Regions from separate parts of the Homo sapiens genome. Here region 2 is linked to region 1. A link is an interaction called in ENCODE POLR2A ChIA-PET data of the cell type or tissue named here. Cell type or tissue: MCF 10A. All regions are shown on one strand.

What was found. ChIA-PET counts read pairs that join two places held together with the same protein. Peaks named below come from ENCODE experiments on the same cell type or tissue, not always from the same donor. Only the 100,000 strongest peaks of a DNase experiment are listed, where the experiment ranks them.
Region 2: POLR2A ChIA-PET joins it to region 1 with 5 read pairs; 11 of 35 experiments call an interaction of 5 or more read pairs at or near these places.

What each region holds. Positions count from the first base shown.
Region 1 is chr17:69,510,520-69,515,519 of GRCh38, reverse strand. All of the region lies in intron 2 of MAP2K6 (mitogen-activated protein kinase kinase 6), which reads right to left. Among named protein-coding and RNA genes, the nearest start is that of MAP2K6-AS1, 27 kb to the right of the region's middle. In MCF 10A, no CTCF peak of the experiment used is centred here; no DNase peak of the experiment used is centred here.
Region 2 is chr17:69,400,056-69,405,055 of GRCh38, reverse strand. No RefSeq gene overlaps it. Among named protein-coding and RNA genes, the nearest start is that of MAP2K6, 12 kb to the left of the region's middle. In MCF 10A, no CTCF peak of the experiment used is centred here; DNase peaks (open chromatin) are centred at 475 and 2,805.

The DNA.
Region 1 (5,000 bases):
CTGAGAAAGGCATTTTCCTGAAAGAAATGTACCAACAGTAGTACAATAAACATAGCAAATGCTGGCCGGGCACGGTGGCTCACAGCTGTAATCCCAGCACTTTGGGAGGCTGAGGCAGGCGGATCACCTGAGGTCAGGAGTTCGAGACCAGCCTGGCCAACGTGGTGAAACCCCATCTCTACTAAAAACACAAAAATTAGCCGGGCATTGTGGCGCATGCCTGTAATCCCAGCTACTTGGTAGGCTGAGGCAGGAGAATCGCTTGAACCCGGAAGGCGGAGGTTGCAGTGAGCCGAGATTGTGCCATTACACTCCAGCCTGGGTGACAGAGTGAGACTCTGTATTAAAAAAAAAAAAAAGCAAATTTCGAGAAACAAATTGTTAATGTGATCAAACAAAAAGAACAACTAGAGGCTAAAGACGAAAGAATCCTGGTGCTGCCAGAAAAGAGGGAAAGAGGGTGAGCAGACAGGTAAAGACTCATGTCTCTCTGGAAGCACATTCCATGCCAGAAAAAGGCAAAGGAAAATGGAAAGATGAAAGTGAGAGAGAAAAGAAACCTTTGCCAATGAGGATTTTTTCTAACTCTCAGGTATTATGATTCTAACCCTTTTGCTGAAATTGAATACATAAATAAAATTAAAAAGTAGGAATATGGGCGGAGGCGCAGTGGCTCACGCCTGTAATCCCAGCACTTTGGGAGGCTGAGGTGGGCGGATCACCTGAGGTCAGGAGTTTGAAACCAGCCTGGCCAACATGGTGAAACCTCATCTCTACTAAAAATACAAAAATTAGCCGGGCGTGGTGGCGGACACCTGTAATCCCAGCTATTCGGGAGGCTGAGGCAGGAGAATCGCTTGAACCCAGGAGGCAGAGGTTGAAGTGAGCCAAGATCGTGCCACTGCGCTCCAGCCTGGGTGACAAGAGCGAGACTCAGTCTCAAAAAACAAAACAAAAAAAAAGAGAAATACAAATACAGATATAAACATGACTCTAAGATTTTAATGGCAAGCCTTCTCTCACCTCAAAATCCTTTTGGAATACATAGAATACTTAAAGTTTCTTATACTAACTTAAAACTGGGGACTGAGAGGGAGAGAGAGAAAAAAACAATGCAAAACAAAACACACACACATGCCCCACAAACAGCAGTGATGTGTTTATATATCTTGTGTTTCTGAGCAGGGAATTTTTCTTCAGAAAAGGTTTCTGGAAGAATCAAATTTCTAAAATTCTAATTCCTCTTTCTCAAGATTTCCAAAGCTATTTTTCCTCAGTTGTCAAAATTTGCTTGTACTAATTTGTAATGGCACTTTGAAATAAAGGCAAATATGACTTGAAACATGTGACTAATATAAACAACAAAAATCCTTTGCAATTATTCAACACCCTGATTTTTTTTTTTTTTTTTAAGACAGAGTCTCACCCTGTCGCCCAGGCTGGAGTGCAGTGGCACGATCTCGGCTCACTGCAACCTCTGCCTTACCGGGTTCAAGCAATTCTCCTGCCTCAGCCTCCCAAGTAGCTGGGATTACAGGCACCACACCTGGCTAATCGTTGTAGTTGTAGTAGAGACAGTGTTTTGCCATGTTGGCCAGGCTGGTCTCAAACTCCTGACCTCAAGTGATCCGCTTGCCATGGCCTCCCAAAGTGCTGGAGTTACAGGCGTCACCCACCATCCTGACTTTTTAAAAATATGAAGCAACAGAAAGGTCACTAATTATTTGGGGCTGCAACTGTTTTTTTGCCATCCAATGAGGTTATCGAAAAATGAGTTCTTCCAAGTCTAATATTCTTATATTTTATATATATACCAGGGCTCAGCAAATTACAGCCTGTGGTCCAGCTAAGAATGACTTTTCCAAATTTAAATGCTTGTAAAAAAACAAAAAATAAACAACGGCATCCTCTGTGGCCCATGTAGCCTAAAATATTTAGTATCCGGCCTTTTACAAAAAAGTTTGCTGACCTTGGCCCTATACTAACTTTGCATTACCCCTGAACCTAATAGAAGGGTCTGGTGCCATTTTCCAGATTGAGAAAAATGAAACCCAGAAAAGCTGGGTGATTTTCTGAAGCCATACGGTCATCAACGGAGCTGAAAATAAAACTCAAGTCACCCGAATCTCAGCCTTGATTTAAGGAGGAGAAAGAGGAAGAAGAGAAGGAAATATAAAAAACTGGGCTAAGAGCTTTTTACCTGCTCTTGCGATTCCCATCGAGGCAGACTGAATACAAGGAACTTGCTCCCAATACCCAGGCCTCCTCTAATGAAAATAATCAATTCGCCTGTGCCGCAGGCCCTTGGGCTCATCAAGTGGGCCAAAAATATCAAATGATGGGGCCAAGACTGACAAATCAGATTGGATTAGTTGACACTGTGTTCTCTCCAGGGCTGGGCATATTAGTTTGCCAGGGGCATTGCGATTCTGCAGGAAGTTTATACTGTGGGTGGATGTTCTCTGTCACTTTTTCAATATTTTAGTCCTCTGGGGAAAGAACCAAGCTTATTACAAAAATTCTTCCCCTGGAAGACCAAAGGTCTTCCAAAGGTCACCTAGTATTCATTTTTTTATATGAACAACCAGCTTCGGTTTAGTATGATAATTATTCATTTATAATTTTACATGAGGAATCAGTTCACTGGTTACTATCGCAATCACTATTCATTGATTCAGAAATATTTATTAAGCACCTATTTGGGCAAGAGACTGCGTGAGACCATTTACATAAAATAGCTTCCTTAATTTTTACAACTCTCAGAGGTGTTATTACCTCTATTGAAATAGAATAGGGTATGAATTGAAATCAAGGTATAATACCTCATTAATACCTCTTTCAACAATTAATATTGAAAGTGACTAAATAATTTAAGAACACTCAGGCCGGGCGCAGTGGCTCACGCCTGTAATCCCAACACTTCGGGAGGCTGAGGCAGGTGGATCACGACATCAGGAGTTCGAGACCAGCCTGGCCAACATAGTGAAACCCCGTCTCTACTAAAAATACAAACTTAGCTGGGCATGGTGGCGGGTGCCTGTAGTCCCAGCTACTTGGGAGGCTGAGGCAGGAGAATCGCTTGGACCCAAGAGGCGGAGGTTGTGGTGAGCCAAGATCATACCACTGCACTCCAGCCTGGGCAACACAGTGAGACTCTGTCTCAAAAAAAAAAAAAAAAAACAAAAAAAAAACACTTAGAAAGACAATGAGATTAGAACCCAGAGCTGCACCATTATGGCTTCTCATGCACAGTATGCTGTAAAGGATACTACCTCTCATTTCACTAGCCATAAACTGTTTGCTCACAGCCTCTACCAGTCTGATGTGTGGCTAAGAGTACATAATTGAGAGTCAGAGATTCCTGAGCTTATATGCCAGTTCTTCCACCGAGAAGCTGTGTGATAATACTAACTTGGAGTTACCTTTCATTGAGCAATTGCAATGCACCAGGCACTACACTAGACACTCATATGGATTATGACATCTAATCCTCATGACAGCAACATCACTGTTATTCCTGAGTTTTGTTTGTTTGTTTTTTGAGATGGAGTCTCACTCTGTCATCTAGGCTGGAGTGCAATGGCACGATCTCGGCTCATTGCAACCTCTCCCTCCTGGGTTCAAGCGCTTCTCCTGTCTCAGCCTCCCAAGAAGCTGGGATTACAGGTGCCCGCCACCACGCCCAGCTAATTTTTTGTATTTTTAGAAAAGGAAACTAAGGCTTAGCGCAGTTAGGTATTTTGCCTAAGATATTCAACTAGTGAAGTTTAGATCCCAAATATAAACCTAAGTGTTCTGGCTCCAGACCCTGAACTCTTACCCATGAAGCTATGCTCAACAGCTTGGAGCAATGCACCTGACCGTTGCATCGTTCTGTTTGTTCACATGTCAAGTGAGAGTAACAAACACTGCCTCTGAGTTTCTTGTGGTGGTTAAATGAAATAATATGAACTAGCATCGAACTGATTTAGAATTGGTCACTATCAATCAAGGGAAGGGACAGCTCACACTGGCATCGGTAGCTCAAAGAAAGAGCTCAAACAGAGGGGCCACACACGTTGAACTCGGGAGAATGGAGCTTTGTCAAGGCCTATTTATTTTTGTGAAGCGCAGCAGAAGGAGGCAGGGTATGAATGGGAAGAAATCACCAAGCCAGCCTTCAAAAATTGCCAAGAAAAACACAAAATGTGGGAGCTACTTCTTTAGGAGTACAAATTTAAGCCTTGGCATTAAAGTAATAACAACGAGACTCTTTGAGCTACAGCGGTATACTCTACAATAATGAAGTGATACTTTTTGCTTCACACAGTGAAACAGATAAGTATATTCACAGTATACCTTATTAATACCATACGAGGGAAAATATAAACTGCTTTTATCCTTGTTTATACCAAGAAAGGGTTTATGGTAGCCTTCCGAAATTCATAAAATTTATAAAATTAACATATAATTTATGCTATAATGTAAACTAATATAAAAGGTAAAGAATAAAAATTGTAAGGGGAAGGGATGTAAGACTCCTGGCAGGTTGATGTAAGAATAAATCCCAAAGGAAATAGCAAAAATAAAAGCAGAAAGCAATAAAATTGAAAATAGGAAAATAAAACAAAGCTGGTTCTTCAGAAGAAAAAAAATCAATAAAGTTGATAAACCTCAAGCAAAATTGACAAATTTAACAAAAGAAGACACAAATTATCAGTATCAGGGAAAAAAAAAAAGGATGTCACAACAGATTGTGCAGCCATTTAAAGGATAGGCAGGAAACACTATGAACAATTTTACTCTCATAAATGTGACAACTTGGAAGAAATGGACCAACTCCTCAAAACCACATACTACCAAAACTCAGCCATGATGAAACAGATAATCTGAATAGTCCTATAACTACTAAAGAAATTGAGATTGTGATTAAAAAGTCCCAGAAAAAAAAAATCCAGGCTCATTTTCTTTCATTGGAGAATTTTAGCAAACATCCAAATAATTAGCACCAATATTATACA
Region 2 (5,000 bases), 110 kb after region 1:
TCTGAATTTCCACCTATTTTACTTTTCTTACCTATCTCTCAGGATGTCCAAGTCCTGGTACATTTAAGTAGTCGGTCTATGTATTTAGAGAAGGACTAGGAAAAATCAAAATATAGAATTCAGCCTAAGAAATGCCAGCTGTAAAAGACATATCTCACAAATCTGCTTTTTAATCTCAGGGACCAAAAGAAATAAGAGGGAAACACCTCAGTTTATTATATTTCATTTTTTAAGTCTTAAGTCTTAAGCCTTTTCTTAAGACTTACAATAATGATAGGGTATAGGTTACAAAAATGTAAAAGTATGATTTCTGGTCAGAGAAGCTTAAAATTCTGAGAAACCCTGCTATACACCATGAGTAATGTTAATAACATTTTTGTAATATTTTACAGTTTACGGTCTCTTTCCACACACACCATATCATTTTATCCTTACAATGACGCTGTGAAATGGGTTGTCCCAACAGCCCAGTTTGTCATCATCACCTCAGGGTGCTTTACTTTCGCAAGATGGAAAAATCTGTGACCTGAAACCATCTTGACCGCAGATGTAAAAATGTGTCTTCTGATTCCTACTTCCTAACTTTAAACGATCTAATCTAGTATTAAGCTAGGTAACTTTTCCTAAGTGCCCTGGAAATGTGTCCTTTTCAGGCTAAGAGTCATCTAGCAACATTCTGGCTCATTTTATATTAGTTGTTAATGGGACAAGCTCAATTCAGGACTTACAAAGTCCACAGCAAATCTGTTTATCTCCTTACCACCCTGTACCTTGGCCAATACACTGTGACAATTCAATAAATGCTGTACTATTTGAGGATGAGTTAGAAACACTGATATAGGACAAAGTGTTGTACCCTTCAAGGCTCCTTGGTCTGTTCACATTGATATTAATAGATGGTTCTCAGCTTCAGTCACAGAACTGAATAATTCAGGTCATACTAAACTACTGCACTTTTTTAAAAACTATAAAATATTCTGGGAAATTTTTTAGGTAAGTGACATATGCAAGTTATAGAAAAAGTTTAAAAGTCCACAGAAAATGAAGTTGTCTGAACTACAATTGTGTAGAAATAATCAGATCCTCAATATAAGAAATAAACTTGTTCTTAAGCTGTTTCATCTGGATTTGCATCTAGAGTGAATGTTTTATAATTAACAACATATGGCAGATAAGTAGAAAATACTACTGGTTTTTAAATATTTATTCTCTTTTGAGATTGGTAGACTAATAATTGTATCTGTAGACCAAAGTCAAAAAACCAATCAGTTTTATCTGTTGGGATTTTTGTTTCATTTTTTTGTTTTGTTTGAGATGGGGTTTCACTTTATCGCCCAGGCTGGAGTGCAGTGGTGCAATCATAGCTCACTGCAGCCTTGACCTCCTGGGCTCAGGTGATCCTCCCACCTCAGCCTCCCAAGTAGCTGGGACTACAGATGCACATTACCATACCTGGCTAATTTATATATATATACACACACACATTTTGTAGAGTCGGAGTTTCATCATGTTGCCCAGGCAGGTCTCAAACTCCTGGGCTCAAGCAATCTGCCCACCTCAGCCTCCCAAAGTGCTGAGATTACAGGCATGAGCCACTGCACCTAGCCTAGTTCTAACTGTTTTTTAATTAACATATCACACGATTGGGTAGTATTTAATCAGTATTATGTGGCTGTGTAGTATTGGAAAGTAGCTATTTGAGAGTACAATGAACACTAATGGCATTTTATAAATTGGGCTTCCTGTTATCCATAAAGATGATGGCTAACCTCGTAGCACAGCAGCATGAGCTACATACTGTACATTTGTTAATGATTCTGTATCAGACAGTACAAGAAGTAAAACGGCAGAGACATTAGATTGTACTTTACGGCCACCAGAATTCTTTGGAAGTGTGTCCTGGAACCCCTTTCTGGCAGCCTTACCTTACTGGCATTTAGATGGAAAATGAAGAGAACCTAGAAACCCTGCACGTTTGCTAAAGATAACTGAAGATGTCCACTTTATAGGTCCTTATTTATTCTTTTGGTTCTGGTTTGTTTTTTGACCCAAATAAATATCAAAATGAATTTATTAAACATTTTTGGGGGCATATTGCCAAATCGGATGCTACTATATATAAAGAAACTGTGTGGAGTATGGTAACACCATCTGGCACGATGAATAAATTTTGGGATGCTTGTGGAAATTTCAAAGAAAAATGTAGGAAATTTTGTGCATAATTTTCTTAAACTTATTTGTATGAGATCTAGGATTATACAGGTTTCCAATAGACATTTGGATGAATTTTGTTAATACTTAGATAATCCTTTAAGAAAAAAATAATGCCTGGCTTTTAACTTTTAAAAATTCATTGTTTTGGGGCCAGGCGCGGTGGCTCATGCCTGTAATTCCAGCATTTTGGGAGGCCGAGGTGGGTGGATCACAAGGTCAGAAGTTCAAGACCAGCCTGGCCAAGGTGGTGAAACCCTGTCTCTACTAAAATACAAAAAATAGCTGGGCGTGGTTGTGGGCGCCTGTATTCCCAGCTACTCAGGAGGCTGAAGCAAGAGAATCACTTGAACCTGGGCAGCAGAGGTTGCAGTGAGCCGAGATCACACCACTGTACTCCAGCCTGGGCGACAGAGTGAGACTCCGTGAAAAAAAAAAAAAAAATCCATTCTTTTGTACAATAGGGGCTTCTAACAGTAGTTATTTAAAATATGCTGTGTAAAATATTTTTAAAGGATTTGTGAACATCGTAATGCAAGCATACCTCAGAGCTATTGAGGGTTTGGTTTCAGACCACTGCAGTAAAGCAAATATTGCAATAAAGTGAGTCACACGAGTTTTTTGGTTTCCCAGCGCATAGAAGTTATGATGACACTATACTATAGTCTATTAAGTGTACAATAGAATTGTGCTCATAAAAAAGTATACACATTAATTTTAAAATACTTTTTCTTTTTTTTAAAAAAAACCGTTTTTTTTTTTCCTTCAGACGGAGTCTCACTCTGTCAACCAGGCTAGAGTGCAATGGTGCGACCTTGGCTCACTGCAACCTCTGCCTCCCAGGTTCAAGAGATTCTCCTGCCTTAGCCTCCTGAGTAGCTGGGACTACATGCATGTGCCACCATGCCCAGCTAATTTTTGCATTTTTTAGTAGAGACAGGATTTCGCCATGTTGGCCAGGCTGGTCTCGAACTCCTGACCTCAGATGATCCACCCGCTTGGACCTACCAAAGTGCTAGGATTACAGGCGTGAGCCACCGTGCCCAGCCCTTTTTTTTTTTTAGAGAGATGGGCTTTCGCTCTATTACCTGGGCTGGAGTGCAGTGGCATGGTCATAGCCCACTGTAGCCTTAAACTCCTGGGCTCAAGCAATCCTCCCATTTCAGCCTCCAGACTGGCTTGGATTACAGGAGTGACCCACCATGCCCAGCACAAAAAAAATACTTTGGTGCTGAAAAATACTAATGAGCACCTGAGTCTTTAGCAAGTCATAATCTTTTTTGCTGCTGGACAGTCTTGCCTTGACGTTGATGGCTGCTTACTGATCAAAGTAGTGGTTGCTGAAGGTTGAGGTGGCTGTGGCAATTTCTTAAAAGAAGACAACAATGAAATGTGTGACTCAATAGGCTTCTTTTGATGAAAGATTTCTCTGTAGCATGCGATGCTGTTTGACAGCATTTTACCCAAAGTGAAACTTCTTTCGAAATTGAAGTCAATGCCCTCAAGCCCTGTTGCTGCTTTATTAACTAAGTGGATGTAATATTCTAAATCCTTTGTTGTCATTTCAACAATGTTCACAGCATCTTCACTAACAATAGTTTGCATCTCAAGAAGACACTTTCTTTGCTCCTCCAGAGGAAGCAACTCTTTATCCATTCAAGTTTGATCGTGAGATTGCAGCAATTCAGTCCTATCTTCAGAGTTCACATCTCATTCTAGTTCTCCATATTTCCACTACACCTGAAATTATTTCCTCTACTGAAGTCTTGAACCCCTCAAAGTCATCCATGAGGGTTGGAATCAACTTCTTCCAAACTCCTGTTCATGTTGATGTTTTCACCTCCTCCCATGAGTCATGAATGTTCATAATGCCATCTAGAATGATGAAGCTTTTCTGGAAGGATTTCAATGTACTTACTTTGTCCAGATTTATCAGAAGAATCACTGTCTATAGCACCTGTAGCCGTACAAAGTGTATTCTTTAAATAATAAGACTAAAAAGTCAAAATTACTTTTTGATCCGTGGGCTGCAAAATGCATGTTGTGTTAGGCATGCAAACAACACTCATCTCTGCACATCTCCATCAGCACTCTTGGGTGACCAGGTGCATTGTCAATGAGCAGTAATATTTTGAAAAAAAGTATTTTTTTGAGCAGTAGGTCTCAACAGTGGGTTTAAAATATTCGGTAATCCATGCCATAAACAGATGTGCTGTCTGTCATCCAGGCTTTGTTTTTCCATTAACAGAGTCCAAGCCGAGTAAATATAGCATAATTCTCTCTCTCTCTCTCTCTCTCTCTCTCTCTCCCCGAGACAGTCTCACTCTGGTGTAATCACAACTCACTGCAGCCTCAACGTCCTGGGCTCAAGTGATCCTCTTACCTCAGCCTCCCAAGTAGCTGGGACTACGGGTGCATGCCAGCCCCCATGCCTGGCTAATTTTTGTTTTTGTTTTTTTTGTAGAGGCAGGGTTTCAACATGTTACCCAGGCTGGTCTCAAACTCCTGGGCTCACCACCAACCTCAGCCTCCCAAAGTGTTAGAATTACAGGCATGAGCCAATGCACCCAACCCTAGCAAAATTTTTAAGGCCCTAGGATTTTCAGAATGGTGACTAAGCACTGGCATCAACCTAAGTCACCAGCTGCTTTAGCCCCTAACAAGAGTGTCAGCCTGTTCTTTGAGGCTTTGAAGCCAGGCATTGACTTCACCTTTCTTGCCGTGAAAGTCTTAGATGGCATCTTCTTCCAAGAGAAGGCTGTTTCATCTATACAAAAAATCTGTTGTTT